6 separate regions of the Mus musculus genome follow, and all the other regions are linked to region 4. A link is a loop called in an ENCODE intact Hi-C map of the cell type or tissue named here. Cell type or tissue: left cerebral cortex. All regions are shown on one strand. Each heading gives the region's core, and the rest is flanking DNA. Links, peaks and the distances in the headings are about the cores only. Region 1 holds the start of Otud7a (OTU domain containing 7A). Region 2 has its middle 100 kb from the start of A26c2. Region 3 overlaps Otud7a (OTU domain containing 7A). Region 4 overlaps Otud7a (OTU domain containing 7A). Region 5 overlaps Otud7a (OTU domain containing 7A). Region 6 has its middle 92 kb from the start of A26c2.

Region 1 (5,327 bases), core at 101-5,100, 230 kb before region 4:
AGGAGGGAGGGAGGGAGGGAGGGAGGGAGGGAGGGAGGGAGGGAATGAGAATGAGAGAGAAAACAGAAGAGCAAGTAGGTTATGGCTATAAATCCTCAAAGTGTGCTATAGGTGGTGCCACACTCCCTCAGTAAGGCACCCCTATCTCCCAAATGCTCCCTAACATCCTAAGCAGCACCACAACCTGGTAGCCAAGTGTTCAAACTCATGAACCTATACAGGGCATCTATCAGTCAAACTGCCAGAGCAGTGAAAGGACAACTTTGAAGTGAAGTTCCCAGAATTAAATAGCACATGTATGTTAAGAATTCTATAAGGCAGATGTCTGATCTGTGGTTGTGGAGAGCTAACACATTGCAGGATAGGACCTAAATTTATCTTGAACTATTAGTGCCCTAAATAACCATTTATTCTGTAAAATTGACCTAAATTTTATGTGGTCATTGAGCAGGTCCCTTTATGTTGACAAGTCTGGGGAAAAAAAAAAAAAAAAAAAAAAAAAAAAAAAAAAAAAAAAACCAAAACTATTCTCCAGAGAGAAGCCGACTTGGAACCCTGGACAATACAACTTGACAGTACAGACCTGGGCTTTCCCAGTGCCCTTACCTAGTGGATATCTATCCTCTCCCTGACTCTTCCTCTTCTCAATAAGTATGCAGTTTATGTCTTCAGAACCCAACAACTTCAATTCCAAATGGCCTTCCTCCAACAGTGCCACCAGGATTGACGGAACAGGCAAAGGGAGTGCTCAGTTTGACTTGTAGCATGAGAAATTTTCTGAGCATTCACCAATGGAGATCCAGGAGATATAACAGCCTTAGGAACAGAACAGGAAAGAGGATTTTGCCTTATTCAGCTTTAGTCCCCTTCTCAACACAAAGCAGTTCAAATACTGATCTTGATAAATTATGGAGAAAAGTGTCTCAGAGAAGTTGAGAAAGTTATGCATAAAGCACAGCTTAGCAATCTGGAACTTTAGTTATACACACCTCTCCTAACGATGCACTAGCAACCCGTTGGCAACCTTGAATATCCATTTGCACCGAATTGTATCTACACCCCACTCGAAACAGTGGAATAGGTTTTTCCTTCCTGTAAAGACTGTTAGACATCGACAGTTTCTATTCAGTTAGATTCCAGCTATATAAGAATGGAATCCTAATCCAGTTTGAACTAGTCTTGTGTGTATATGCAATAAGGAAAGATGTGCTCTGAGTGAACTTTTAGGAAGAACACACCATTTAACCATCCTATGACTATGCAAAGTTGGGTGTGCATATGATTAAAATAAAACACATTATAGGAAAGGACGTGCATAGTGACAAATGGCTTACATAATCTGCTCTGTCAATCAAAACAGAGAACCACTGACGCTACATCCTTTAGCAACTAAATGTCTCCTTTTCTGGAAGACCATAGAATGAACCCTCCAAATAATAAGGGCCTTTGAGTGTGCTCACTGATGTGGCCCGCTGTCGGCTGTGTATATCTCTTATTTGTACTATGGCCTTGTTTTGTTGTTAGCTTGCTATACCTATGCACTGTTATTTCAGTTTCTTGAACAAGAGACCAAGAATGTGGAAACGCCCAGCTCTGAACCTAACAGGCAAAAGCTACACCAAGACGGTTAAATGAGAGGGCAGAAAGCAGTGGCATCCACTTGATATCAGGCTGGAGGAAAAGTCTTAAACAGTCACCACGGAGGAAACGTCTAAAACAGTCATGTAAACATTATTAATGGGGAAAGAAATAGGGGAAGGTCAGAGGGGCGTGGAAACAGTCAAAGTTTAGGGTGTTTAGAAAAAGAGAGCCAGCCCAGAGAAAGAAACCAAAGGTGAATGCAGACCACTAGAGAAAAGATGAGCAGGGCAGAGGGGAGGGTGGGTTTCCCTAAGTCCAGGGACAACCTCAAAAGGCTACACCCTAAGGGGGCAAACATGGGAGCGCGTGCATGGGGACACAGCGGGTCCTAGCGCGTCTTCGCAGAGCTCGGCGCGACCGAGGCCAACGGTGGCCACGAGCACGCGCGCTCCCCTACCCGCACCACTTCGGCGGGGGCGGGGCACGGTGGAAGCGGTGACGTCAAGGCAGGGCGCGCGCCTCGGGGCCGCGGACGGAGCCGGGAGGCGGGCGCTGCGCGCGACCGCGGGCGGAGCGGAGGGGCGCGGGGGGCGGAGCGCGGCGCAGCCAGGAAGGCGGGGGAGGAGAGGCCCGGGCGCCGCGCGGCAGCTGGGGAGGGGGCCGCGGCTGGGCGCGAGCGGAACAGCTGATCTGGTTTTCCCGAAGCCAGGGAAGATGGAAGTCGGCTAGCGGCGACTGCGGCGCTGCGGGCGGACCGGCGGGCTGCGCGGCAGGTAAGCGGCGCTGGCCACGGTGCTGCCGGCGGGCGGCGGGCCGGGCGCAGCGGGCAGGTGCGATGGGGCGCGCGGCGCGGGGTCGCCCTGCGCTTGGCCGGGAGGCGAGTGGGCTTGGGCAGGGGCTGCAGGACGCTGGGGGCGCAGGGCTCACACTGCGCGTCTGCATTGCGGGAACAGTTCGGGATCTCGTGGGCGCCACGGGCACCGGCTCCGGCTTCAGCCGGGCGAGGGTAGGGCGCGGCGCTCCCGCTGGCTCCGGCGGCTGCCTCCTGGCCCTTTTCGCGGTTCCGCACTGGAACGTGATGGCAAGCGCGCGGGACTGGGCCCTCGGTCCGTGGGGGCGCGTTGGGGGTCCGAAGGGCAGGGTTAGCTCAGAGCGGCGCCTGAGGCGGCTTGCACAGGGGCTATGGCTACGTGGGTCACGGTGGCCCCCGCGTACTTCTCTGGGTCTGACTGGCCAGCTGCGAAGGGTTGATGCAATTTGGCTCTGAACCCAGAGGCCTTCCCTAGTATCTCCTCACTGGAGGGGGAAAATTGTATCTGCTGTGCTTTAAGTGCTCCTTTAAATTTGGGAGATGTCAGTGATGTCATCATTAACTAAAACTTTCCTTCATTGGACATAACCGCTCAAGTGTACCCTCCTCCCGACCGGTACAGCTACTGCAGCTCTTTGAGAATCTTAGCCATCGAATTTGCTTCTCTGCGCTCAAAACTCGAAAACCTCATAAAGTGCAGTTTTTATTCTGTTGGCTTGAAGATTAGTACATTTGAGAGAGTGGCTGAAAGAAAATGTGTCCCTACAGGTCTGGAAATCAGCTGATCCAGAGCACACAGATCCATCAGGTATGGCAGTACATGCTTGTACCTTGCCTTATCTCTGTTAATGAAAATGACCTGTATGGGAAACACTTCTTTTTTTTAAAAAATCTATTTAGTGTGTGTCCAGGCAAAGGCAGACAATGGGACTAGAGCAGGGTCGTTGCAGGCCTTGATTGCTTCAGGTGAATCTGAAGGGTTCCTCCATCACCAACATCCCCGTCTAGGGTGTGCCTGGGAGAGGTGCTGGTTACTCTAGGGCTCTTTTAGCACTTGTGTGTCCCACCAGACCCCAAGACCTATCCAAAGCGTTCAAGGAATATGAGAGCCTAAGATCTACACAGCACACCAAGTTCTGGAAGAAAATTCCTCAATAAATGCCAGCAGCATGCCCTCATTTGATTATATGAGTATGCCATTAGTATCTGCTCTTATGGGAACAGCCGAAAGCTAGTTCCCAAGACAGTCCGAACATCTACTTAGGCCTGTTGTATCAAAAGGAGATCTAATAAGAGACCAAAGTATTGATGTTTTTGTATTTAATAATTAATGGCACCTCCTAATTGGTTAAAATAAGGATGCCTTAAATTATTAGTGTGATCATATTGGGTTTGCAAGGAACTTAGTGCCATATGCCACAGGAAGGTTTGAATCTGGAACCCTGGAAATAGTGGTTACTGTAGACTTTTGGTGTTCAGGGTGATCGTGAATGCAAATCATTACTTCATGGAGTCTGGCTACATACTAATCACAACTGTGCCTAGATTAGGTAGCAGATGTACCTTTGGGAAGTAAACTTCTGAGCCCCCCCCCCCCCATTGCTGGAGGAGGAGAGGGAGCAGCCACCAGTGAGTGAGCAATGTGTACATCATAGTCTCTGACCTCTTGATAATGTCAAACTTATTCACAGCGGTATGCTGAGAGAATAACCCATGGAGTGAAATTGGCCACAGGTACTGCTCTTCTGTGGTATTTCTCTTACACAGGTTGCCTTGTGAACTTGAGCTCGTGTTAGGTGCCAAGATCCTTCTGTGTTTAAAGTGCCTTCAGGGGTGAGTGGTTTTAGTGCCATGTACTGTGGAAATTGAGTCTCTGAAACTATGGTGGCCTTTGTATCCACCGTCTCCACCTGTACACTTGTGAGAATTTATTCGTTGTAACTATGAATACTCAACACTAACTGTTTCCTCTAGATGTATAGGGATTAGTAACATTTTTTTCCTGTAACATTTTGAAAACATCTCTGAAATGTATTTAGTTGAGTATTATGCTCTTCATTTCTAAGAAGCCCAAATTGCTTTATCTTGCCATTTTTGTCTGTCCCTCTGGATTTTAAGGTCATTCATCCTTGACTTAGGCCCATAGAATAAAGGCTGAGTCAGCTCCTGCCAAACCAGTAGGGGGCGTGCTGGATGTGCCTTGGCTGTGCCTCTACCAGATGCTTGGAGAGAATTACCAAATATTTATGTTGGATGGGTGGTTCCTGTGTGTGCATGTATGTGTATCTCATGCATAATCTCCTAATTTCCCCCTCCCCCACTGTGTGCCCAAGGAATGGAAAACAGAGAGGATATGCACTTGAGTGGCCAGATGTGGGGGCCATCAGTGTGAGCCTTCTGAATTGCCCCTGTCTTTGAAGAATAGCTGTTGGTACCTACCACACCTTGAGGCTGAAGACTTGATTTCAGGAGTACTGTTTTGGAGACAAGAGTTGTCCTCATCGACATGCAGTCCTGTGTGCTGGTGAGAGCCACCCTTGGCAACCTCCTACATAACAGTTGCCCCTGGTGTTCATTTCCAACTGACCAAACCCAGGCTCTCTGTGTTGTGGTACCTCCCAGGTGACCTGCTTGCCCTCCTTGGCAGGGTTATCAGCCTTGAGGTCTTTCTGATGGAAAAAAGCAAATGTTTAATCAATGTTCAGCTTTATCCCCTAGAAAATGAGAACAAGAGAAAGTAAACAACTACTTTTTTTTAAAATCTTAATGTGGTTGATATGTCCATAATGTACGCCTCCAGTTATTCAGTCATGTGACCCTGGGAGGCTGTGCCTCATGGGCTGTGAACTCAGATGGCCATGGTCTGTTTGAGGCTTACCTTAGGCAGCTCCTGTGGGCATGCCTCATGACTTCCGTAATTGTTGTAGTGTGCAGC
Region 2 (5,327 bases), core at 68-5,067, 750 kb before region 4:
CCTGACACTGAGACAAGTTATGAAACATCAGATCCTGCTGAGAAGTGAATGCAGAGAGCTGGTACAGAAAGGTGAGCATATACTCTCTCTTCTCTGTGGAATGTTAAAAGGTGCTTACATAGAAACCAAGAGACCTGTGGTTAGTGTAGCCTCAGAGTAGAGGAAGGGGGGGGGGGGGAAGGCTGATACTGTGCTGCATTCTGAAGTCAGCCAGAGACATCAGCCTGCTCTCACACAGAGCTCTTGCCCTGCAGCTATGCATAGTACAGCTGGTGCCCCACAACTCAATAAAAAGAAATAAAATAGGAAAGGTCATGATTGCACCTAGATATGTTGTAGGAGAAAGTTTATTGTGAATAAAAGAGAAAGTGTATTTAGAGGCAGTGATATTTAGGAGGTATATATATATACATATACCATGTGCACACACACACACAACATAAGAGGTCCTCAGTGCAGATCTATCCTAGAAAAATATATAGTTATCCTGGGCATACCTCACCTTACACTATTTTACACATACAACACACACACACACACACACACACACACACACACACACCTGATTCCTCTATATAATGTCATTAGTATATTAGTATGTGTGGTCTCTAGGGTTGTAACAATTTTGCACAGCTCTAAAGGCAACCTGAGAAGTCAGCCCTAATGAACTCTGTAAACTAACAGCTGCTACCTCTACCACAGGAGGGCGCCAATACACCACCCACCTGTGGTTGTTTAAAGAAGCAAGTTATTAGCAATTGATACCAGCTGTCAAAGGAAAAATTAGTTTTCTGCAATGTAGTGTCACTGGGTATATCAACCACACTCCAGGCAGGCAGGCCCCATGACCAGGAGTAGTTGTCTTATTGGGTTTTGTGGGGGTGTTGTTGTTGTTGTTGATGTTGTTGTTGTTGTTGAGAAGAACATAAAGTTGGATGATAGAGTGGTTGGGAGGATCTTGGATTTGAGGGAGGAGAAAACAAGATCAAAATAGAATATATGAAGCCAGGAAGTGGTGGAGCACTCTTATAATCCCATCACTAGAGAGGCAGAAGCAGGCATTTTCTGTGAGTTGAAGGCCAATCTGATCTACAAAGTTCAGGACAGCCAGGGCTCTTAAACAGAAAAACCCTGACGTGTGTGTGTGTGTGTGTGTGTGTGTGTGTGTGTGTGTACATATATACATATATATTAATACAGAGATTTTAATAAAATATTAAATTATTGGTCAAATCATAACTCATTTGTTGAAAACAACACACAGCACTCAAAACATTGATTAAAACAACAATTGTAGGAGATTGGGGGTAGTCAAATCATGCAAATTAAGTAGGACTGAAAATGATATTTATATTGATTTTTTTCAAGGACTCTGGCTTTTTAAATCAATACACATTGATTAGCTTCTACATAATCTAAATTAACAGTAAGGTCTACTGCAGTTACCTTTGAACTTTCAGAGTCAGCAAACAGCTTGCAACATTTTCAGTAGGTAGAACGCCACTGGTGTTGGTTCACTGGATAAAACAACAAAAACTGCCCCTCTTCCCCAGTAAAACCACAATTAAATATTCTTAAATAAAGTTCCTTACCTTAAAATGATAAATTATACACAAAAAAATGACTGCTTTCAGAGGCACAACCATAGACATGATGGTTTCAGACAGATGAACAGAAGCGTGTGTGTGTGTGTGTGTGTGTGTGTGTGTGTGTGTGGTGTGGTGTGATCTTGCATTTAGGGTTGAGGGCCCAGCCCCTGGCAATCCTCAGTGCAGGACTATCCTACCAAAATTGTATAGTTATCCTAATTATACCTCGACTTACACTATCTGCACCACCCCAGTGGTAATCTGCAACAAACTTGAGTTCTGTCCCAGAGAAACCAGCAGATGCAATATCTACCTAGGCAGGCACAGTGTTTCAGGCCTCTCTAAGCACTTTCTAGAATGTCTGGTCCTGTAAGTTTTGCTAACCAAATTTACCTTCTTCAGATCGAGTGATGACACTGGGTCAGGGATATTTAACAGAACATTACCCTGATTGGGGGGGGGGGGGGAGGAACCATTAGAATTCACCTTCCAGAGTTGCCAAAAGAATCACACAGGCCCCAAACCCCTCAGCATGAGAACACGTTGCAGGTGTGTAACTGTAGGTTTCTTGGTGTTTGTTCATCTTCCCCAGTCAACAGTTTACACATCCACATTAATAAATCAATTTGCTTGAATATCTATTTAAGTGCAAACTTCATATTGCATATCAAAGCTGTACTTGCCACCTAAGGCAAAGGTTTTTCTACTGCAGTAAATGTTCACTTACACGAAATCCCTTGCAGTATTCTGAAAGGCCTCAAGTCTTCCATCATATCGACATTTATATACAGATCCATTTTTATGTGAGAAAAGGATGGGCATGATTGAATACAGATGGATATTCAACTTGCTAAGTGAATATAAAAACATCTGGATGCACATATGCAGGACTCCCTTGTGTCTGCCCATGCTGAGGTGGCCACGAGGACGATGGCCTGGCAGTTTTCACTTTAGATCTCAAGCAGCCTGACGCCCAGATGGTGACATAGCAGGCATTCTAGGCAAAGGTCAGCCAGACTTCTGTCTACTTCCCATGCAGGGTCACAGGTTTGTCTACAGACATTTCACATCTACATGGGTGTCTAAGTCCAGAGCTTTAGAATCGAACCTCTATACCTGCACTGCTAGGAGTTCATTGCACAGAAAATAATGTAGAATGAAGCCTTTGTCTGGAAAGATGCTCAACAAGTGGAAGTGTTCTAAACGCAGGTCTTTGCAGAAGCTTCTTTTCAGTGAACAGGTCAGGACTTTTTACTACGGCTCCCTAGGGCCAGTTCCATATGGGCAGAACTACATGAGTATAGAAGACCAAAACTTGATTGCTTCGGTCCTGATGCCAAACCCACACATGTGTTCTTACAGAGGTCCAACTGCAGTACTCTGTACAGAAGCCCGCAATACCAAACCTCAGACAGTTTTTTGTTTTGTTTTGTTTTTGTTTGTTTGTTTGTTTGTTTTTAGTTCACAAAGGACAACAGAGCAATCAACCACTGGGGAATGGTCCTTCTGAGAGAAGGGTGCAATTGCTATATTTACCACAAGTGGGTGCTATTGTACAGCCTATCCTGAGACACAGTTTTAAAAACTGAGCCCAGAGAATAAGCATCTACTTGAGATGTGTATTTACATATTTATACATTTATGAACACTGTAAATTCATTTAAAAATATAAATATATGCCTATGAGTGTAGACAGAAATACTTCCTTCCCAAGTCTGTGTACGCTGTGGATTCCATCTAAGTCAAATTCCGGCACATTTTACCCCAATGATATCTCCAAATCCCTGTGACATCACAGACTTGGAAGCAAGGCAAAGCTCATCAACTCACCCTTATATATAGGTTCAGGGAACTGAACTTGGTCCTGGGCAAAAGCAGCAATGTGTTCTTGATCTCTGAGCCACCTCTCCAGCTCCATGAAAACACGTTTTTGGTTTTTTTTTCAACTTTCTGCCTTGAAACAAAATGTCCACAAGCCATGAATGCTGACACACCCTAAAGTCTCGGCTAAGTGAGGGTCAGGAAGCAGGAGAATCACATGAACATCAAAAGTTGGAGGTCAGACTGGGCAACAGAGACCACTTCTCTAACCAACAGACATTATAAATACATTTAAACAAAACACATGCAAACTTAGAGAAAATATTAGAATCATGCGTAAAAATATAAGAAGTTCAAGATTGTTACATAAAAAGAATATTTTATGGTGAGGAAAATGCCCTCATATTAATTCTGACACTGGTAAATAACCTAAGGAAGCAATTCCAAAACTAGAAGCATGACTCGGCAGCAGACTTGTGAAAATACTTCAAGAGAATTTTTTCTTCTTTCCAAATACATGGGCAGTTGTGTTGTGTATCTACACCTCATTGGAACCAACACAGTAGTACTTAATTTCCTTGATAACTGTGTACTTTATAATTACTCCTTTGGAGGTAACACAATGGTTACATGGTTACACAAACACAAATGGCAACATCTTTTTTTTTTTTTTTTTTTTTTTTTTTGCAGTTGTAGCAGTTGAACCCGTTGACTTAGCATCCAAGGCAAGCACAGAGATACAGCACGTTAAGTCTACTTCTTCTACTATCTCCTGTTGTTAAACATACAGGAAACATGCCCTCAAACACTGCTGAGGAGTAGGTATTGATACAGCCTGTCCAGAGAACAGGCTGCCAATTAAACTCACTGATTTACTATTGGGGATTTATGCTGGAGAAGTAAGCAAGCATGAACCAGTCCAAAGATTAACTGTGACCCTATTCATAGCACAATTGATTATAACACAAACCCTTTGGAACAAAACCTAATGTCTTTTTTTTCCTCCATTAATTTGTTTATTTATTCACTTTGCAGTCTGATGGCGGGCCCCTTCCTTCCTCTCCTCCAAGTTGCATGCTCATACCTCCCCTCATTCAGAGAAAAGAACCCTCCTGGGTACCCACCTACCCTGTCCTGACAACAGGACTAAGAGCATCCTCTCCCACTGAGGCCAGACAAAGCAGCCTAGCTATAGGAAAGGATTCCAAAAGCTCACAACAGAGATAGAGACAGTTCCTGCTCATATTATTGAGGGACTCACATATTGGATTCTTAGTTTGAAACTGTGTCATGTAAGCTTTCCTTGCTTCATAAGCATTGGTTCTATTTGATTTTTCGGTATTATATCTACTGAGGAGGCAGAACCCAGCACTGACTATGAATGTGATTCTCATGCCTGGCAGACATGGTCTTGGTCAGAAAACAACAGAGCATTGCCCACTAGTTAAATGACAGAGGAAATCCTAAGCTCTGTAGTCGACTATTAAGCTAGATTCAATTTCCCCCTAGCAGGAATCACTAAGGCCAGCTATTATTAGACGGACATATTTTCCTCAGAAGTGCCTTATCTCTTTCATCTGGTGCCATTCCCTGGCCTTTGAATGACCACAATTGAGTTCTGTCAAGCAAACCTAGAAAGGCTATCAATTACCTTCTCTATGTACATATACATGGCAGCCAGCTCTCTCTGATGGTTGGTACACAGCTGATTTTGTGTCTAAGAAGAGTACTAGCTGCACTTTCACACACCTGGACCATACTGTAAATATTGCCTTGTATACTCCCCAAGGACTTCTAGGTGAGAATTCTGCTGAGAGGAGAACATGTCCCTGCTGGAGGACTGTGCCCTTTCATCTGGTAAGTGTGCACAGCCTTGTTTCCAGCAGAGACTTACCTAGAACTGACAACAAAGTGGTC
Region 3 (5,327 bases), core at 264-5,263, 86 kb before region 4:
CTACCTCCCTAGGAAATAGGCTGCAGACTAAAGCTGGCCTACCCAGAGCCCATCCTCTCATGGTCTGTACCTTGTGGCAGTAACCAAGAGCCTGGCTCCTCTGCTCACTAGTAAAGCCAAAGCTGTTTTTAACACCCACACCCTGTGTATGGTTAGAGAATTCTAGCTTTGCTCTTCCCTAAGCTAGCCAGGTTATGGTATTTGGCATAAACTGTTCATCACTATGTACTCCTGTCTTTGTGATTTCCACAGTCTCGTCTGTTCTGGGATCTCTTCTGAGCCATAAACAGAGTAGGAAGAATTACTCATAATCTCAGACAATGGACGCAGACTTATTATCCTCCCCATATAACTTCTGATGTGGGGACATCATACAAAGTGTAAGGGAGGGAACAGAGCCTTGCTGGATTCATTCTTTCCAGTGGGAAGCAAATTGGAAATGGTAACTCCATTTCTTTATTCATATTCTAATGATCCCTTCTAATTCTGGGTTTGATGAAGCAATCAAAAAACTGTGACTAAGAATGGAAGTATATTTTGTAAGTGGAGGAGGCCTGAGTATGTGAAATCTGGTCATAATCTCCAAGACAAGTTGCTTTAAAATGGTGTGAGGACTAGAGCTTTAGCTCAGGATTAAAGTGTTAAAGCCTTTACCTGGTATGGACAAGATCCTAGGATCAATTCCAGAAGAAGAAAAGGAAATAAGAAGGGGGGGCAGAAAATATTGGGGAAAGGAGGAAGGAAAGGATCGATCTGGGCTTTATGGATTATACTTGTAATCACAGAGATTTGGAGGCTGAAGCAAGAAAATGCTCCAATCTGGTGTTACTGGGGTCTCAAGGAACCAAAGCACAGACATACACATGCTCACGAATGCATGATTATGTATCAGCTGAAAATCTGTCAACTAATAAGGTCAGTAGTTCAGGGAACTGACTGCCACTGAAGAGATAGTTGTGATGCAGCAGAATAGCACAGGCCTTTACCACCAGTTCCTCTGGATAGAAAACTCAAGGGCAGCCTAGACTACAGAGTGGGTGCAAGGCTAAGCTTGGAACTTAATGAGAAGCCCTTTCTCCACCTTTCAAAAAGTAAAGAGAAGGCTGAGGGTGTGACTCAGCACTTGTCTAGCATAGAAAATCCCTGCAATTGATTCCTGCTACTGTAAGGAAATAGGGAAGGGAGGGAGAAGTGGACAGTTGTTCACAGTTCCTGGGAGAAGGGGGCATGTCATGCCATGTCACAGGGGGCCACCCAGGGAAGCACAGGGGCTGGTCAGGAAGTCAGGAGAGGGACGGCTGTGGGCAGGGCTTTTGAGTGGTTTCTGATGTAAGGAGTAAGGACAGAACTAGCCAAAGAAGCAAAGGCCCTGAGCATCAACACATGTAGATGTGTCCAACACAGAGTAGGGATAGTTCTTCTCCTTTGCCCATGCCCTAATTGATCATCTGTCTTTAGTGTTGGATTTCAGGAGTTCACTATAAATTTGACTAAATTCTTTTGTCAAGTATGTGGTTTGTAAGTCTGTCTCAGCCTATAACTTCTCTCTTTACCTTAATATATATTAATATATATTTATATTTTATATGTTTAATATATACTTGCATATTTGTAGGTCTCAGCATTGCATTTGATAAGTGTGTGCAATGTATAATATGAACAAATCACACTTATCATCATATCCATTACCCCAAACATTTGTCATTTCTGTTTGAAAAATATTCAAAATCCTTTTGTGTAGCTGTTTGGAAATATATAATAAATACTTTTATGCCTCAGGATCTTTCATGGAGCTTTAACTTTGATAATGTTTAATGTATTGGTTTTATTATCAAGGTCACAAAGACCTATGCCCCAAATATTTTATTCTAACATCTCATAGGTTTATGTTTTATACATAAGCCTACTATCTAGCCAGGTGTTGAAGCATATTTCTATAACCATGGCACTTTGTGGACACAAGCAAAATAAAGAGTTTGAGGTGAGGGGCTGTAGAGATGACTCAGTGGATAAGACTGCCTGCTCTTCTAGAGGTCCTGAGTTCAATTCCAAGCAACCACATGGTGGCTCACAACCATCTGTAATGTAATGCTCTTCTGGCATGCAGGTGTACATGCAGATAGAGCACTCATATACATTGAACAATTAAAAATAAATCTTTAGAGAGAGAGAGAGAGAAAGAGAGAGAGAGAGAGAGATATTTTGGGGTCAGCCTTGCTACATGAAAAGGCCCTATCTCAGAACACCAGATCTAAATCTCCCACCCATCCTGACTGATAGCCTATGAAGTGTGAGACTGGGGTTAAAGAGGTGAGACTTTGCTGATTGACATCCAGTTTGCAAATGGCTGCAAATGCTTTCGCTCCCTTTAGCTTCATCTTTGACGTTGCCAGAGACCAAGCACTTGCTTCCCCAGCACATAAACTAAAGAGAGTGACACAGAAAAGCTTACCATGGTCTCTGTACAAGGATGGCATGCAGCTCTCTGAAGAAGTCTGTTTGAATGTCATTAAATTGTTTGCTTAAAATGACACAGTTTATTTAAAATTTCCCTAAAGAAAAAAGAAAAAAAAAAAACAGTGTAACATGCCAGCAATCAGCAACCAACAACCTCTGGAGTGTATACTTTAATAGATGAATCATATGACATGTGGGTAGATTTTCTCAGTAGAGCTGTTTTTGCCCAAAGGGATGAGGGGCAATCAGTGGCCTATGCTTTTACACACTGATGTCTGATTTCTCTGTATTGTACAAAGATCTATATAGCTCAATAGTGAGTGCCTTCTATATAACCCCAGGTGTATAGCAGATGGTGTGTGTCAAGTCCCTTTCACTCTTTTTTTTTTTTTTTTTGAGATAAGTTGTAGCCCACACTATCCCACACTCACAGTGTAGTGGCACCAGATGGCCTGGAACTCTCATTAATCCTCCTGCCTCAGCTTCACTATTACTGAGATTACAGGCATGAGTTACCATGCCTGTCTTACATCAGAGAGTGATTACTCCCATTTCATTAAAAAAAAAAAATGTAACTGGGTGCCATATGGCTGCCCAGGTTACTCCTGTCTAGGAGCCTCTATGGTGTTTTTCCATAGTGACCAAACAAAATGTTATTTTCTCCTCATCTTGGGATCAGTTGTCATCCTTGGGTGTGTAGATGACAGCTCCCTAACTGACAGGCGCGCAGTGACACCTTGTGGTTTTGGTTTGCAGCTCTTAGATAGTAAGCATGCTAAGCCCTTCCCATATACCTGCTGGGGATTTCTACATTGTCTCTGAGAAATGTCTGTTCAGTTCTTTGCCCATTTTTAATAGATTGTGCAGTGGGCTTTTGCTAATGAATTAGATATATTTTACAGATTTTGAAAATTAGCCCATTTGTATGGTTTGCAAACCTTGTCCCCCGTCCTGCCAGCTACCTTCCATCCCACTGGCTTTTCTTTCTCTATGGAAGCATCTTAGTTTGATGAAGTCCGTCTTGTCAATGCTCTGGGATCACAGCCAAGAAGCATCTCCAAGACCGAAGGCAAGAAGAGTTTCCCTTATGTTCTCTTTGAAAAAAACAAAACTTTAAATTCTCAGGACTTATATTTGATAACTTAATCTGTTTTTATCCTTTGTCAAGTATGTGGCTTGCATCTTAATATCTGGGGCAAGATTTGAATGTGTAAGGTAAGATTAAGTCCATTTTCTTTCTTTGGCTATGACTATCCAGCCTTGCAACACCATTTGTTAGAGGGACTGCCTTTTCCTCATCAGGTCTTCTGGCAGCCTTGGAAAGGATCATGTGACTTGATCTGTATTGCTCTGTCTGGGCTTTCAACCCACCCCACCATCCACATGTCTACTTTTAGAGCAGTACCATGTGGTTTTGACTATTACAGGCTTTTAATACACTTGAATTGGGAGGTATAATGCCTCCAACTTTATTCTTGTTCAAATTCTCCTGTGTACTCAAGGTCTTTTTTTTTTTCCATACAAATTTACAGTTTCTCTTTTTATGTTTCAATTGGATTTCCATTATGATGTTTTTCAAAGATTGCACTGACTCTCAAGATCAGTTGTGTATTATTGACATTGTAACACTTATATTTTTTTTCAATTTCTGAACATGAGATCTCTTTATGTATAACCGTGTCTTTTATTTCATTATTTAGTGTTTTAAAGCCTTAACTTCTTGGTTGAGTTGATTCCTAAGGATTTTATCCCTTTGGCTGGTATTGTAAATGGGATTGTTTTCTTAATTTCTTTTGTATTAGTTCATTGATGGTGCTGTGTTTCTCTCATATCCTGAGATTGTAATAAATTCATTGATCACTTTTAGTATTTTTTTCTCTGTGGTTTTTCTGCTTTCTATATTGGCTCGTCTGCCTAGATGATCTCATGTCTTCCTTTCTAGTTTGCAGACCTTTCATACCTTTTTGTCTAAGTAATCTGTCTAGGACTCCTACAATCCTGTGAATAGAAGTGGCAGAATGAGCATCTTGTTTTGTCTTTGACCTTATCCTTATGATGTCATGAGGCTTACCACAGGGGCCATTATTGTGTGGAGGTAAATTCCTTCTGGTCCGAAATTATGGGAGCTTTTGTCATTAAAAATTGTTGGATTTTTGTGATTGTTCTATGTCTATCAGACCTTGCAGATTTTAGTCTTCCTTTTATTTTCTGTGTGGTGTAGCACATTGGATAACTTCGTGTGCTGAGCCATCCTTGCATCTTAAAGGTATATACTACTTGGTAATGGCAAGCAGTCTTTTTGATGCAGTATTACATGTGGTTTGCTAGTATTCTGTTCGTGATATTTTCACCCATGTTTATCATGGTCTTAATTTTTTGTGCTATCTTTATTTTATGACGACAGCAATGATAACCTCAGAGAATAATTTGTGCCATTTGGGAGACAGAGGCAAGAAGACTGTCACATGACTGAGTGCGGGTTGGTCTACATAGTGAGTTCCAGACAAACTAGGGCTACATTGTGAGATACTATCTCTGAGAAGGGGATGTTCCCTTCTATTTTGTTGAATAGTTTAAGAATATTGGTATTACCTTTGAATGGTTGATTAAACACAGTGGTTGTTTAAGAGATCATTGTTTATTTTCCATGTTTCTGTGAATTATTTTATTTTTCTCATTTTCTGTGAATTCTCTTAATTTCCTTAACGGCCTTTAGTTCAATTTTACTGTACTTAGGGAAATGTTTGATATGTTCTCAGTCTTGCTAGACTTGTTAAGTCTATCCTGGAAAACCTGTAGACTTGGAGAAGTGCGTCTTCTGCTAATCCTGGTAGAATGTTCTGCCTGTTGCACCCATTCTATCCACAGGG
Region 4 (5,327 bases), core at 97-5,096:
ATAAAATTAGGTATTTTATAAAGCTCTAACTGGGAGACTTATCATTTTGGTCCTGCTGGCCTTGTGTGGTTTAACTGATCCAAAGGTTGACTCTATAACCCCTTGCTTGGTTGTTTCTTTGTTGGAGTACGAAATGCGTTAGCTCAGAAACCTGCAATCTCCAAACTCAAAATTTCACATCTCTGATTCCTTTTGTGGTGCTTAGAATCAAAAGCCTTATACATAGTGGGCAAAAGAATTTGAGGCTGATCTAGTCCTCCAACCCTAAATCTCCAGTTATCTTAAACACAGTCCAAACAAGCAGAGGTAACTATCATCTAGGCCAGCGCTTCTCAACCTTCCTAATGCTGTAACCCTTTAATATAGTTCCTCGTGTCATGGTAACCCCCAACCATAAAATTATTTTATTGCTACTTCATAACTATAAATTGTGCTACTGTTATGAACTGTAGTATAAATATCTGATAAGCAAGGTACCTGACAGGCCAGGGAGCCTGCATGGAGCTGCCTTGGGTCCTCTGCATGTATGCTATGGTTGTGCAGCCTGGTACTTTTGTGAGACTCCTAACAGTGGGAGTAGAGGTATCTCTGACTCTTGTGCCTGCTTCTGGGATCCTTTTCTCCCTACTCATTTGTCCCATCCAGCCTTGATATGAGGGTATGTGCCTAGTCTTTTTCCCCAATATAATATCTTTATTGATTATTTGATAATTTCACATAACACACCCTGATCACACTCACTTCGAAGTCCTCCCATGTCCACCCTCTCCCCCCCCCCCGCCGCACCCTTGTGATGACCCTCAAAAATAAAAAAGGAAGAAAGGAAAAAAAATAAAATTAGTCCAATCATGTTGCCTGTATACTCACTGGAGCATTGTCAAACTCTTAGAGGCCAGCTTCTTAAAGAAAATGGAGTCCTTCCCCACCACCCCTGGTTATGGCATCTTTGGTTGATATCCCTAGGAGGTCTGCTCTTTTCTAAAGGGAAATGATGGAATTTATCTGGGGGAGAGGTGCTGGGGAGGAGGGACTGAGGAGAGGAGGGAGGAAGGAGAGGCACTGGGAAGGAGGGACTGAGAGGAGAGGAGGGAGGAAGAACTGTGGTTAGGATGTAATATATGAGAGAAAAAGTCAACTTTAAAAAAAAAAGATATTTGATGTACAACCCCTGTCCTAACCCACATATTGAGAACTTATCTAGAGCCTTTTACCTAGCCTGAGTGAGGTAACCCAGTCACAAAACACAAATGGTATGCACTCACTGATGAGTGGATATTAACCCCAAAATTCAGAATATCCAAGATACAATTCACAGACCACATGAAGCTCAAGAAGAAGAAAGAGTAAAGTGTGGGTGCTTTGGTCCTTCTTAGAAGGAGAACAAAATACTCACAGGAGCAAATATGGAGATAAAGTGTTGAGCAGAGACTGAAGGAAAGGCTATCCAGAATCTGTCCCACCTGGGGATTCAGCCCATATACAGTTACCAAACCCAGACACTATTGTGGATGCCAAGAAGTGCATGCTGACAGGAGCCTGATATAGCTGTCTCCTGAGAGTCCCTGCCAGAGCCTTACAAATACAGAGGTGGATGCTCACAGCTCATTGGACTGAGCACAGGGTTCCCAATAGAGGAGTTAGAGAAAGGACTGAAGTGGGTCCCAACCCCATAGGAGGAACAACAATATCAACCAACCAGACACCCTAGAGCTCCCAGAGACTAAGCCACCAACCAAGGAGTCCACATGGAAAGTCCCATGGCTCCAGCTGCATATGTAGCAGAGGATGGCCTTGTCATGCATCAATGGGAGGATAGGTCCTTGGTCCTATGAAGACTCGAGATGCCCCAGTGTAGGTGAATCAAGGATGGGGAGGCAGGAGTGGGTGGATGGGTGGAGGAACAGCCTCATAAAAGCAGGAGGAGGGAGGATGTGATAGGATGTTTCTGGGAGGGGGGAACTGAGAAAGGGGATAACATTTGAAATGTAAATAAAGAAAATATCCAATAAAAAAATCAAAAAAAAGAAAAAAGCACAGAGGGTAGAAAAAAGATATTTGATGTGCAACCCCTGTCCTAACCCACAGGTTGAGAACTTATGTAGAGCCTTTTACCTAGCCTGCTAACCTCTCCCCAGGAACTGATAAAACACTTATCAGCTTTGTGTTGGTTTGACTCCAAACTCTCTGCCTCTGCTTGTGTGTCTGTGTCTACATAGTTCCTGTACATTGACATATATGTACGTAGAGAAAGGAGGAGAGAGGAGGGAATGTGATGTACCTATCACAGGGAATCAAGGTATTAGCACATGCAGTTGTGGGAACTGAAGGGGCCCATGATTTGCAGTAAGGAGGCTGTAGGACAGGAGGATTAATGGTGACAGCAGGCTCTCCCCTGCCAGCAGAGCTATATCCCTGGTAAGCATTTCTGTTCCACTCAGGTGACAATTGGATGCGGCCCAACCACCCTTGGAAGACTTCTCCCAGCCTACAGATTCCTATGCTCATCTTGTCAAGCGATATCTTCACCCAGAGTCAGAGATGTACCCAGAGTCACAGTTGAGGCTTTGTCTGGCACCTGGTGGCAGAGTCAGGTCTACATGGCAAATGAGCTGTCACAGCCCCTGGGATCCTTTTGCAGTCTGTCTCTTCTGGGAGACTTGTGCCTCCTCCCTTCTGAGCAGCAGCCTCCCTCTCCCTCAGGCCCCTGCTGTGCTTGCACCCACTCCTACTGTGGGCATCTTTCCAGAGAATGCTTGACTGAGCATCTCCAGGAGAGCTGTGTGTTCTACTGCCACCTTGTGGTCATGTCTTTATTTCCCTGCGCAGCCCCAGTCTCTCCCGTGCTGTCACTTCTGTGCAATTCCCTGATGAAGCTTTGCAAATCATTGGTCCCTTGTATATGCTGTGCTCTTCACCACCTTTCTCTTTCTCTTTTGAGAAGATTCCATTCCATTACTCACAAATGATAGGTGTGTAACCCCTATGCAGACTCCTTGTCCCTTCACACACACCTCTCAGCCATCATTGGTCACCACAGCTGTCCCCTGCATGCTCAGCCCATTATTAACTGATTACAAAGCACCCAGTAGTCTTCATTCATTTTTATGTCATCAACACCCAGGAGTGTCTTCCTGTACTGCTAAGTGACCCGGGGCCACCAAGCAGAATACTCTTGTTTACGTCCTTGCCTGTAGCTTTTGGCTGTTCCGTTTAGCTGTTTCTTAGGCTTCTATGAAAGTGTTTCTCCCTGCAATTGCACAGTCACTGAGACTAATTGTGCTCTAAATGTAGAGAAGAATTGAAAATCATGCTATGTTTATAAGCTTAGGTGGGGATCTTAGGTATACTTCTCAATATGTAAGTACATAAGCACATATACATTCATATAATAATAAAGCAATTTAAAAGATGGCCTGCTCAGCCATCATTGGGAAAGAGGCCTCTTGGTCTTGCAAACTTTATATGCCCCAGTACAGGGGAATGCCAGGGCCAAGAAGTGGGAGTGGGTGGGTAGGGAAGCAGGGTGGGGGAGGGTATAGGGGACTTTCTGGATAGTATTTGAAATGTAAATGAAGAAAATATCTAATAAAAATTGAAAAAAAGAAAGAAAAAAATAATAAAGCAATTTAAATTGTGGAACTGTGTCAACAGAGAGTTAGCATCTACAATCTATATAATTTTAACCTCCTTTCCTTTTATTTCTTTAAGATATATAACCAAATTGAAACTTTTTATATCAAAATTATTTAATAAGCAATATAAAATGATCAAACCCACAGTTTATTTTCATTTAGAGCTGTAAACATACTCATTAAAGTTAAAGTCAAACTGGGCATGGTCGCACAGAACCAGTAATCCCAGTGCCTGGGAGGCTGAGGCAGAAGGATTGCAGTTTAAGGCCTGCCTGGGCCACATAGCAAGAAAACATAAATAATGAAAAGGAGCCAACTGTTATCCAGACAAACAAATCGTGTCTACCAGACACATGAACTTAAGCCCTGTGGATTTTCTTAACATCAGTGTGAGTTTGTTGAAGAATAAGATGAGAAAATGAAGGTCACTCGTCGCCGTGGGCTTTAGAGAGAATTCCAAGGAAATTCTGGTATCTCTCATCTCAGTTTTCATGTACAGAATACACATACAGTGTATCAATGTATGTGTGCATATGTACATACATGTGTTGTATACACGCATTCGATATGTGCACACACACAGGAATTGGTACTGAGTATCCTACATTCAAGTCATTTCTTAGGTTGGTGACATTCTGATCAAGTCCACATCTTCTGGGAGTTTAGATGTAAACAACGGGCTGTTTACCAAGAGCCACCCTTCTTCTCCCTGCACAAGCCCCTAGTACTCATTTCTCAGGATCTTTGAACATCATGTGTCAGTGGAATGGTAGGGAGAAAAGCACAAACATTCCAGCCCAGCCTTGGCAGCCTGAATGGGCAGACACCACAGAGGGAAGATCTCAGTGACCTACAGGAGAAACTATGCCCTTGGGTTCTTTCCTTCCTGGCCAAGTGGGCTGGTACATTTTGAAGATGGCACACAATAACCGTGTGTACGCATGCATGGATTCCTAGATGACGGTGTGGAGCAGAACCACTGCCAGCCTGGACTCCTGGGATTGGCTGCCACGGGCAGAAGGAATTGACCTTTGCTTAGCGAGTTAATGACAAGGGATGTGAGCTCCACTGATTGCCACAGCTCAACTGACCCTAGTTCATTATTTTTATTGAATACAAAGGTGGCTGCTAAGTCTTCTGCTATATATTGTGGTTGTTTAGTTTGGGGTTTCTGTGGGACTCCTAACAGAGGGAGTGGGGGTGTCTTTGATTTTTTTTTGTTGTTGTTGTTGTTCTCCTTTGGTTATCATCTTTTGGAAGCCTGCTCTTTTCTGATGAGGCAACATAGGGGGAGTTGCTCTGTGGGAGAGGTGAGGTGGGGAGGAGCTTAGAGCAGTGGAGGGAGGGACAACTGTAGTTAGGATGTATTATATGAGAGAAGAATATAGTTTCAAACGTAAGAAATGTATTATTCTGTGTGCTATTAACTGTTTGATGCTGGCAGTTAGGCATCTGTGTTTGGCATGATTGAAATTTTAGGTGTTAAAAGCTGGCCTTATATCTCTTTGGTGAGTTCTCCATTCCTTGGTTTCTGTTGCTCTTTCTGGGTTTAGGGGTGTATGGTGACTGTGAGTTGCCTAATTGAAAATGCTTCTGTGTCCCTGCCAACTGTGACAACAGTGGATCTTAGGTAGAACTTGCTTGTAAGTATTAGATATTGGAGGCAGGGATGGGGATGAGGTAGAAGAGCTGGGA
Region 5 (5,327 bases), core at 125-5,124, 120 kb before region 4:
CTAGTTCTTATATTTTAGCGATTACAGTAAGAACTTTTGTTTCTTTAAAAATACAAAAATATTATAAGAATTTGTTTTTATTTTAAACCCAGGAGTGGGACATGGGGCTGCTTCAGATTGTTCACAGCAACTGACTATGATTTGCCTTGTGCTCTAGCAAGGGTATGATTTTGCCAACAGCAGATAGTTTCTGTTGTTGTGTGGTGTTTGGAATTCTGGGGACTTTTCAGAGGGCATATAAATGCTAGGACCCCAAGAGGAGCTGTTGGTAGGTTGTTAGTTGGTTTGCAGTTTTGTTGGTTGCTGTTAGTTGCAGTTTTTTAAAAAACAAAGAAGAAACAACTATAAGAAGAAATTAGGTATCCTGATGTTGAAGATCATACTTGCCCCCAAAGAACTCAACACCCCTAATCAACAGGAAGTAATCTAACAATAAGGATGCCTCTTTCCCATTTATCCTTTTTTTTTCTCCTATCTAGTGTTAGGTAGTTGAAATGGTGGAAGAAAACACACATAGTAGCTAAAAGTCTAGCTACAATATACTAACCATCTGTCAGATGTGTAAAGCAGTAAGGATCTTTTCCCATTCTGTAGCCTGCTGCTTTGTATAGATGATGTCCTTTTTGACATAGCCTGCTGCTTTGTATAGATGATGTCCTTTTTGACATATAGGTAGTCAGTTTCATGCCTTTCCATCTAATAATTTTTCTTCATAGTGACTATGCTGTAGGTGTCTTGTTTAGAAAGTTTCTCCAGTGTCAATGAGTCCAAGACTATTTCCCACTCTCTCTTCTATCAAATTCAGGATATCTGATATCATATTGATGTTTTTAATGCATTGGAGTTGAGTTTTGTGTGCAGTGATAAATGTGGATGTATTTTCATTCTACTAGATGCAGCCATCCAATGTGACAGCACCAGTTTTTGAAAATGGTTGAGTTAGAAGCCGCTAACTGGTGATCCCCCTGCCTCAGCCTTCCAAGTGCTAGCATTACCAATATATTCTTTATTTCTTATTTTACCGTTTTAACCTCTTTCTGTTTTCCTTCTTTCTACTACATTTGGTCTTGACTTGTTTATTTTTCATATATACTTAAGGTGAACTTGCTTATTGACTTCAAGCTTTGGAGGTTTTCCTATATGTATTTTAGATCTATGAATTTCTTTCTGAGCACAATTTAGCTATATTTTCAAAACTTTACATTTTATTGTGTTTATGTTTTTAATTATTTTATATTTTCTTGTGCTTCCTCCTTTTAGCTCAGGAACTACGCACATGTGTGTTATTTAGTTTCTGGGTATATGGAACTTTTCATTATAGTTTATTTTTGATCGCCGCAGTCCAATCCCACCACTCTGGTGTCAGATGACATCTACCATATTGGGTCAGCATTTTAAAGTGGGTTGAGATGTTCTTAAGGCTCAATATACAGCCTGTTCAAAATGAGAAGAGGGCTATAGCTTAAAAGTAGAGCACTTGCCTGCTGTGTTTGAAACCTGAACCTTATTCCCCAACCCTAGTGTTTTAATCTAGTTTTCCTCTTTCAGAAAACAGTGGCTGGCTTATTACCCCTATCTTGTCTTCTATATTTTTGTTTCTGTTTTATTTGCTTCCAGTTTTTATTATTGTCTTCTAATTTCCTGTGTTGGTTTTGAATTTAATTATTTATTTTTTAACAGTTTCTTACCTGTATTTGTAAATTGATATTCTCTTCATCACCCCAAGATGCCTTTCTATCCCCTGCCCATTTATACAAGCCCTTTTCTTTTCCCCAAGTAGTGTCTGTGTGACTGCACATTTGCATGTGTGCCAGTCTTAGGTCTTGTGTTCATGGTGGTCACAGCAATGCCATATCTATCAGAGACCCATTGCCTGGCTACCTATAGTTGTTCTTGTCTGGTCTTTTCAGTTGTCCCTCTGCCAGTATAACACCCTTAGTTTCTGAGGGCAATCTTCTCGTTGTTTTGCTGTATATATTAAATCTTCTAACCATATGGAAACCTGCTGGTAATCTTTTACTTTGATGAAAAGATTCAGAGAGCATACCTTGTATGTTCTTATCCTTTGAACACTTTAAAATGATATGTCTCAAGAAATAATGTTCCATCTGTAAAAATATTTTGGAGGGTCTGGAGAGATGGCTCAGTTGGGGCAAGTGCTTGCTTCATAAGCAAGAGCTTCTTAGTTTCAAACTCCAACACAACTGTATATGGTGGCATGTGTCTGTAACCCCAGAATAGAGGAGGGAGTCAGAGATGGGAAAATCTTGGAAGCCAGACAGTCTAGCTAAAGCAGTGAGCTCCTATTTCAGTGAGAGACCCTGTCTCAGAAAGTAAGGTGGAAAGTAAAAGAGGAAGTCATCTAATGTTAACCTTTTGCCTCCACATACGTACACATAGATGCACACAACACACACACACACACACATGCACACACACACAAGTGTAATCTGAAGCTCTTGTGACATGATTCTATTTGTATCAAGGTAACTGCTTTCAGTGATATGCTCAAATTTGGTTTTTCTACTTAGGGTTCTTTATATTCCTAGTAGACATCTGCTGTGTCAGAGTCCATTCTGTCATCTATTAAGGAGTGACAGCAGTTTCCACTAGCTGAAGTTACCTGGTGTGTGTCTATACCATTTGCATCCTTTCTGTATCATGTTTTAGATGTCTTTCAACCAGTCTACAGTTGAATTTGCACTCAGTTGCCCACCTGCTGCTTTTAACTGGAGCATCTGTCTCTTTGCATTTAATTAGTGTCATATTTGAGTTTACATTCAGCAGTCTCATTAAGTACTTTCTCTTTGTATGTCTTACCTCTTCTAGTTCTTTTTCCTCTTTTCTACTTCATTTTAGAAGATTTTTATCTAAATGTGAGTTTTCAATGTGCATCCAGAATCTCGCCTCTTTTCATCATCACCCTGCTGCCATCCCTTGGTCCCTTCTCCTCCTCCCTGAGGATGAGACAGAGGCCTCCTGAGTCATCTCATAGCTCTTCTCCTTCCTCCTACTTCCCACTCCCCCCCCCCTGCCATCTGCACACAGAACAGCAGCCAAAGAGAGTCTCTAAGCATGCAAGCTCCACTACCTTAGCTTGTAAGTCTGTAGTGATTCCTGGGTACACACAGAGGGGAAACCATTATCATGTAGCTTCCTGTGCCTCAGAACCTCAGTTCTGGCTACCTCTACATCATACACTTTCCTTCAGATGCATGTACCCACTTGTAGGTCCTCAGCCTACGTGGCTCTTCCCCAAGGTTCCTGCACTGGCTTGCTTCCGTCTCCCTTTTGTTACAGACCGTTGACATAAAGCACAGCCCTTGCTCCTAAGGGACTTAGAGTTTCTTCTGAGTGACCATTGCCTGTAAGCACAGAGTCAGGTTTTTCTGAATGACATGGTCCATCATAGTTGTGACTGCGTGAGGTCTCATTAGTCAGAGAACAATTACAGTCAATGTGTTTACTGAATATATTGGTGGGCGCATCAAGGATATGAGTAACAACGGAGTAGGGAATGTCTACTAGACTTCAGATGCTATCTGGTGTCATTCTTTCTTACCTGTGGGTTAATGTTAGCTAGTAGCCTGCTAATTAAATATACTCCAAAAATGTTGCCTGACATTCAAGAAGATGCTAGGTCAGATACTCAGGTGGATGATAAATAGTTATTTAGGGAATGACTGTGGCTGTCAATCTATACCATTCCAACTGAGTCCTAATCTGTCCTCGGTCTGCAGAGTACAGACAGGGATTTTTCAGGGACCTTCATCTTAAAAGAAGCATTTTCTCAGTGAGACCTGCTCTGAATGTCTTCCTACATGCCTCAGCTCTCCCTTTGGCCTGTTTACATTATTAACCATAGTACCCAGCCATCTTCTGCATCCTGTGCAGGGAATGAATGCTGTGGGTATAAAAGAAGCCCCGAGGAACTCTGCTTCTTCCGCCGACCGATCCTCATGGATCCCCAGAAGGGCCCGCCCATAGGAGATGTTCCAGTGCTGTTGTTAAACAGATGTGGGGCTTTCTAGTTGCCTTTGTAATGTGGGAAGGACACACACACTTACCTTAACATTGCCCTAGAAACGACAACACTGAGTATTTAACTAATAAAAAGGCTAAAGGGTGCTGGCATTGCTATTTTCTTCTCGATTTTGCAATGAGCTGTGACAATTTTCAAGACATGCTTTTATCTTATATTGTTTTGTTTTGTTTTATTTTACCTTGAAAAGTGGAGCAAGAGTAGATATTCGGTTGTTCTCTGCAAAGACACTCAATTCGGGAAACTCAGTATTGAACTGCATGACTTTGCAGACTGAAAGCTATTACAACTCAAGTTGTAATCTTTACAGAAATTGACCAAGCTGCAGGCATTTATCAGCTTCCCACATTGGCCCCACGTGCTTAGTGGTTTAGAGAGCTCTCAAGCCACTTGATCCAGAGCACTTGACATAAAAGTGTCTTGTGCTGATAACTCATGCCCCAGAACCTTCCAGAATCCATCCAGAAATTACGGAGTTGAATCCTGCAGCTCCCAGGAATGTAGCTAATTCTAAAGTCCCTCCTGGCATACACTGTCTTCCCTAGAGACAACTTTACGTAGTCGCTGCGCCCAGACAGGGTAGCATTTAAGGGAGTCTAGAATCCACATGGGAGCAGATTGTTTTGAAGGAACCTGGAGGCCATCTAGAGGAGTAATTGGAATAGTCTTCCAGATGGAATGCTATTCATAGACTGTGACTCTGTCCCGAGTGAATGCAAGCCATTGGATTTATTGTTGCTTGCACTCTCCTGAACCCAAGAGGCTGCAGCGTCTGGATTTCCCACGGACAGGCAGCAGGTACCTCAGTGTACAGGCCCAGGAAACATCACCACGTGGGGTCCAAGTACTAGATTTCTGCCTCTCAAGGCAATTCACAGCACCAGCCAGCTAATATAACCGACCTCAGAGGAAAGCTGTTGCAACAGATGGTCCTCCTGGACTGTGGGAGCTAAGGATCCTGCCCTGCTCCATTGTAATGCCTTAGCTCAGAACAGATCAGGCAATGGCTTTCTTTCTCTTCTCTGAGTGTCTTTGCTTCTCAAGTACAGAGGGTGAGGGTGGCTGGAGCTACTCCCCCTATGCTGAACAGGTGTGTGCTCTTATTTCTATTCTCCACCAAACTCCTCACCTCTCAATACTGCCACGATGCTAGTTACACAGAATGGTGCACCATTCACGGTGAGCTCCTCTCTCCTGGCTTTCAGCCCTCTTACTTCAGCCCTGTTCCCCTGCACACCTCCAAGATGCTCCACATCTGGGGCATTAATACCTCTTGCTTGTCCCC
Region 6 (5,327 bases), core at 103-5,102, 760 kb before region 4:
TTCCCACTTTCACCAGAAACCTTTTGGACCCTAGTAGTGTTCAATGTAAACTCCTTCCCAGACAATAAAGTGCCTTCAGGTCACAGCCAGCAGAAGTGAGCATGATCCTGTTCCCTGAGATCCATTGTTGGTTCTGACTGCCTCCCCAAGGAGTTCTGCTGGCATCAAGAATATCTACCAAACAATCAGGATAATCAGATGGCTACAAGATAGGATAATAACAGCATAACCAACAAGAGTCAGGGCAATTTGGCAACATGAGAGCCCAGCTAGCCTACTACAGCAATCCCTGGATATCATAACATAGTTAAAGCACAAGAAGATGACCTTAAATCCAATCTTATAAAGATGACAGAGGCTTTTAAATAGGAAATGAATACACCCCTTAAAGAAATACAGGAGTTCTCTGGTGGAATTTTAGGGGTCACTTAAGTATACTATCATATGCAAATAGTGATATTTTGGCTTTGTCGTTTCCAATTTGTATCCCTTTGACCTGCTTTTATTGTCCAATTGCTCTGGCTATGACTTTGAGTAGTACTGAATAGGTAGGGAGAGAGTGAGTTGGCACAGTGACAGGCAGGTAGATCGGTGGAATAGAATTGAAGACCCAGAAATGAACCCATACACCTATGGTCACTTGATCTTTGACCAAGGAACTAAAACCATCCAGTGAAAAAAAGACAGCATTTTCAACAAATGGTGCTGGCTCAACTGGGAGTCAGCATATAGAAGAATGCAAATCAATCTATTCTTATCTTCTTGTACAAATGTCAACTCCAAGTGGATCAAGGACCTCCACATAAAACCAGATACACTAAAACTAATAGAAAATAAAGTGGGGAAGAGCCTCGAGCTCATGGACACAGAGGAAATTTTCCTGAACAGAACACCAATAGCTTATGCTCTAAGATCAAGAATTGACAAAGAGGACCTTATAAAATTGCAAAACCTCTGTAAGGCAAAAGATACTGTCATTAGGACAAAACAGCAACCAACACATTGGGGAAAGATCTTTACCAACCCTACATCCAATAGAGGGCTAATATCCAATATGTACAAAGAACCCAAGGAATTAGACTCCAGAAAACCAAATAACCCTATTTTTAAAATAAGGTAAAGAGCTAAACGAAGACTTCTTAACTGAGGAATACCAAATGGCTGAGAAGCATCTAAAGAAATGTTCAACATCCTTAGTCATCAGGGAAATTCAAATCAAAACAACCCTGAGATTCCACCTCTCACCAGTCAGAATGTCTAAGGTCAAAAACTTAGGTGACAGCAGATTCTGGTAAGGATGTGAAGAAAGAGGAACACTCTTTCATTGCTGGTGAGATTGCAAGCTGGTTAAACCACTCTGGAAATCAGTTTGACAGTTCCTCAGAAAATTGGACATAATACTACCTGAGGACCCAGCTGTACCACTCCTGGGCATGTACTCAGAAGATGCTCCAATATGTTATATGGAAACATGCTCCACTATGTTCATAGCAGCCTTATTTATAATAGCCAGAAGCTGGAAAGAACCCAGATGTCCCTCAACAGAGGGATGGATACAGAAAATGTGGTACATTTACACAATGGAGTACTACCCAGCTATTAAAAGCAATCAATTCATGAAATTCTTAGGCAAAGGGATGGAAATATAAAATACCATCCTGAGTGAGGTCACCTAATCACAAAAGAACACACATGGTATGTACTCACTGATAAATGGATATTTGCCCAGAAGCCCGGAAGACCCAAGATACAATTCACAGATGACATGAAGCTCAAGAAGAAGGAAGAGCAAGGTGTGAATACTTTAGTCCTTCTTAGAAGGGGGAACAAAATACTCATGGAAGGAGATACAGAGAAAAAGTGCAGAACAGAGACTGAAGGAAAGGCCATCCAGAGACTGCCTCACCTGGGGATTCAACCCATATACGGATACCAAACCCAGACACTATTGTTGATGCCAACAAATGCTTGCTGACAGAAGCCTGATATAGCTGTCTCCTGAGAGGGTCTACCAGTGCTTGACAAATACAGAGGTGGATGCTCTTAGCTAACCATTGGACTGAGCACAGAGTCCCTAATGGAGGGGCTAGAGAAAGGACTGAAGGAGCTAAAGAGGTTTGCAGCCACATAGGAGGAACAACAATATTAACCAACCAGACCCCCAGAGCTCCCAGGGACTAAACTACCAACCAAAGAGTACACATGGAGAGACCCATGGCTCCAGCCACATATGTAGCAGAGGATAACCTTGTCAGTCATCAATAGGAAGAGAGGCCCTTGGTCCTGTGAAGACCTAATGGCCCAGTGTAGAAATGCCAGGATCAGGAAGCAGGACTGGGTGCTTTGGTTAGCAGAGGGGGGGAAGAGGGGATAGGGGATTTTTGGAGGGGAAACCAGGAAAGGGGATAACATTTGAAATGAAAACAAAGAAAATGTCTAATAAAAAAGAAATATGGGAAAGTGCAATGAAATAAAACTGTTCAAGACCTAAAACAGGAAAGAGAATCAGAAAAAGAAAACACAAATTAAGGCACTCCTGGAGGCATAAAAATTAGGAAAGAGAACAGGAAAAACAGGTGCGAGCATCAACAACAGAATATAAGAAAAGGAAGAGAGAATCTCAGGAATAGAAAATATGATAGAAGAAATTAATGTGTCAGTCAAAAACTGCCTAATCTAAAATGTTTGTGACACAAAACATCCATGAAATCCGGGACACTATGAAAAGACAAACCCAAGAGTAATAGGAACAGAAGGAGACGATTCCTAATTCAAAATCCCAGTGCATATCATCAAATCTATCAATGTAACCCACCACACAAACAAAATGAAAGAGTAAAAAGTATATATGATCATCTCATTAGATGCTACAAAGCCCTTTGACCAAACCTGACACAATTTTGTGTTAAAAGTTATGGAGAGATCAGGGATACAAGGCCCATACCTAAACACAATACAGGTAATATAAGCAACCAAATAGGCAACAAAAAAATAAATTGAAAAGAACTCAAAGCAATTTTACAAAAATCAAGTACAAGATTGGGCTGTCCAAAGTCTCTTTATCTATTCAATATAGTCCTCTAAGTTCTAGCTATAACAATAAGACAACTAAAGGAGATAAACAAGATACACAGTAGAAAGGAAGAAGTCAAACTATTGCTCTGCGTATGATATGAGAATATACATAACTGACACAAAAATGTCTACTAGAGAACTCCTTCAGCTGTTGAACAACTTCAGCAAAGTGGCTGGGTACAAAATTAACTAAAAAAAAAAAAAAAAAAAAACCAGGCTCTTCTTTTTCTTTTTTCTCTGTGCCTAAGTTTTCTTTCTTTTTGTCTCCTTTCCCTACATTCCCCTTCCCCATGGTGACTTCCCTAGCCTCATCCTTGAGGCCAGTGAACTAACCTGAGAGCAGCTTCCCAATAAGCCTACCTTTAATATAATCTAAAAGAAAACAATCAGTATCTGTGGGAACTAAAGGGGGGCAGGGGAAAGAGGGGGGAGGGAGGATAGCTCACATCTGGCCAGAGTTCCTCCTATGCTCTGGGCAGGCGGACGCAGCATGGCTGCCAGACGCTTTCCACTTGGCCCCAGGTGGGCATCTAAGCCACTGACCCCATTTGACTGGGGGGTGGACAGGGGGTAGCCCCTGACCAGGGGCCCCAGGGAGACACCCTGTAGCTCACAGGGTTAAGGGAGAGAGGACTGAGGGAGAGAGGTTCCCACGCAGGCAAGAGTAAGCACAGATGAACAGAGACAGTCAAAGGAGAGAGAGAAGAAAGGCTAGAGTAAGAGGGAGAGGAGAGGAGAGGAGAGGAGAGGAGAGGAGAGGAGAGGAGAGGAGAGGAGAGGAGGGGAGGGGAGGGGGAAGGGGAAAGGGGAAAGGGAAGAGTCAGAGTAAGGGGAGTAAGAGCAAGAGAGCAAGAGGAGTAAAGTGGGGCCATACAGCCCCTCTTATGGTATGCTGCTATCTTTACTGTTGCTAGGTAACTGGGGAGGAGTTTAGTCTGAAGGTCAGAAGCTTGGGACATTGCCTATGTGACTACTAACCATGCTTCTCTTGTAGGGGCTTAGGGGGCGGTAACTTTGACAGGAGCCAGAGTTCCAGGAGACATGAGAGAACTCCTTCTGTCCCATGTAGGTGAATATCACCACCGGGTCCTGGGGTTCAACATCTAGCCTCAACTGGAAACCAGGCTGTCTGTGCATAGCCTAATGCCCCACAAGTATCCCTCTTTATACAAATGATAAACACCCTGAAAACAAATTAAGAAAACAACACACTTCACAATAACTACAAATAATATAAAATATCTTGATGTAACTCTAAGCAAGCAAGTGAAAGAACTAGATGACAAGAATTTCAAGTCTCTAAAGAAAGAAACTGAAGAAAATATCAGAAGAGTCCAAGCACATGGATCAGTAGGATTAACATAGTAAAAATGGCCATCTTACCAAAATCAATCTGCATATTCAATGCAATTCCCATCAATATTCCAAGAATACTTTACAGACCTTAAAAGACCAATTCTCAACTTCATATGAGAAATCAAAAGGCCCATAATAGCTAAAATAAAAGAACTTCTAGAAGTATCACGATCCCTGATTTCTAGCAAAACTACACAGCAATAGTAATAAAGGCTCTATGGTATTGATATAGAAACAGAAAGGTTGATCAATGGAATTGAACTAAAGATCCAGAAATAAACCTACACACATACTGACACATGATATTTAACAAAGAAGCCAAAATCATACAACAGAAAAAGAAAGCATCATCAACAAATGGTGCTAGTCTAACTGGATGTCAGCATGTAGATGAATGCAAAAAGATACATATTTATCACCCTGCAGAAAACACATGTATAGGTAGATCAAAGACCTCAATATAAAATCAAATACACTAAATCTGCTAGAAGAAAAAGTGAAGAATAGCCTTGTACACACTGGTACAGAAGACAACTTCCTGAAAAGAACACCAATAGCTCAGGTACTAAGATCAACAATTAATAACAGAGACCTCATGAAACTAAAAGCTTTCTGTAAGGCAAAGGACACATCAATGCTACAAAATGATAGCCTACAGAATGGGAAAAGGTCTTCACCAACCCTACATCCAACAGACAGCTAAACCATTCCTGAGCATATACCCAAAGATGATCCACCACACCACAATAACACTGGCTCAACTATGTTCATAGTAACTTTATTCGAAACAGCAGAAATTGAAAACAACACAGATGACCCTCAATTGAAAAATGGATAAAGGTATACGTGATTCACTTATACGATGGAATTCTGCTCAGCAATTAAAAACAAGGATA

The links. Hi-C counts contacts between places; a loop is a spot of excess contacts. Peaks named below come from ENCODE experiments on the same cell type or tissue, not always from the same donor. Only the 100,000 strongest peaks of a DNase experiment are listed, where the experiment ranks them.
Region 1: a loop joins it to region 4, with 7 times the contacts of the local background. A loop is called at or near these places in 6 of 42 quality-filtered maps.
Region 2: it touches region 4 in a loop (5-fold over the local background); 12 of 42 quality-filtered maps call a loop at or near these places.
Region 3: a loop joins it to region 4, with 2.2 times the contacts of the local background. A loop is called at or near these places in 3 of 42 quality-filtered maps.
Region 5: a loop joins it to region 4, with 9 times the contacts of the local background. A loop is called at or near these places in 2 of 42 quality-filtered maps.
Region 6: a loop joins it to region 4, with 2.5 times the contacts of the local background. A loop is called at or near these places in 11 of 42 quality-filtered maps.

What each region holds. Positions count from the first base shown.
Region 1 is chr7:63,442,574-63,447,900 of GRCm38, forward strand. Otud7a (OTU domain containing 7A) reads left to right here and starts at 2,199. Exons shown (of 14, transcript NM_130880.1): 1 at 2,199-2,354. 4930554H23Rik (RIKEN cDNA 4930554H23 gene) reads right to left here and starts at 1,956. Exons shown (of 10, transcript NR_131089.1): 1 at 990-1,956; 2 at 607-816. In left cerebral cortex, for the core only: CTCF peaks have their summits at 2,983 and 4,575 (motif pointing right); DNase peaks (open chromatin) are centred at 2,124, 2,910 and 4,679; H3K4me3 peaks cover 2,954 bases; H3K27ac peaks cover 2,085 bases.
Region 2 is chr7:62,921,735-62,927,061 of GRCm38, forward strand. No RefSeq gene overlaps it. Among named protein-coding and RNA genes, the nearest start is that of A26c2, 100 kb to the left of the region's middle. In left cerebral cortex, for the core only: CTCF peaks have their summits at 709 (motif pointing right) and 3,117; DNase peaks (open chromatin) are centred at 707, 3,162 and 3,363.
Region 3 is chr7:63,583,518-63,588,844 of GRCm38, forward strand. All of the region lies in intron 1 of Otud7a (OTU domain containing 7A), which reads left to right. Among named protein-coding and RNA genes, the nearest start is that of Otud7a, 140 kb to the left of the region's middle. In left cerebral cortex, for the core only: a CTCF peak has its summit at 3,196 (motif pointing left); DNase peaks (open chromatin) are centred at 2,716, 2,943, 3,149, 3,481 and 1 more place; H3K27ac peaks cover 1,236 bases.
Region 4 is chr7:63,669,411-63,674,737 of GRCm38, forward strand. The region is part of intron 4 of Otud7a (OTU domain containing 7A); the gene reads left to right. Among named protein-coding and RNA genes, the nearest start is that of Gm39023, 180 kb to the right of the region's middle. In left cerebral cortex, for the core only: a CTCF peak has its summit at 2,797 (motif pointing left); a DNase peak (open chromatin) is centred at 2,728; H3K27ac peaks cover 210 bases.
Region 5 is chr7:63,551,646-63,556,972 of GRCm38, forward strand. The region is part of intron 1 of Otud7a (OTU domain containing 7A); the gene reads left to right. Among named protein-coding and RNA genes, the nearest start is that of Otud7a, 110 kb to the left of the region's middle. In left cerebral cortex, for the core only: a CTCF peak has its summit at 4,710; DNase peaks (open chromatin) are centred at 2,272, 2,989, 4,712 and 4,922; H3K27ac peaks cover 2,949 bases.
Region 6 is chr7:62,912,870-62,918,196 of GRCm38, forward strand. No RefSeq gene overlaps it. Among named protein-coding and RNA genes, the nearest start is that of A26c2, 92 kb to the left of the region's middle. In left cerebral cortex, for the core only: no CTCF peak of the experiment used is centred there; no DNase peak of the experiment used is centred there.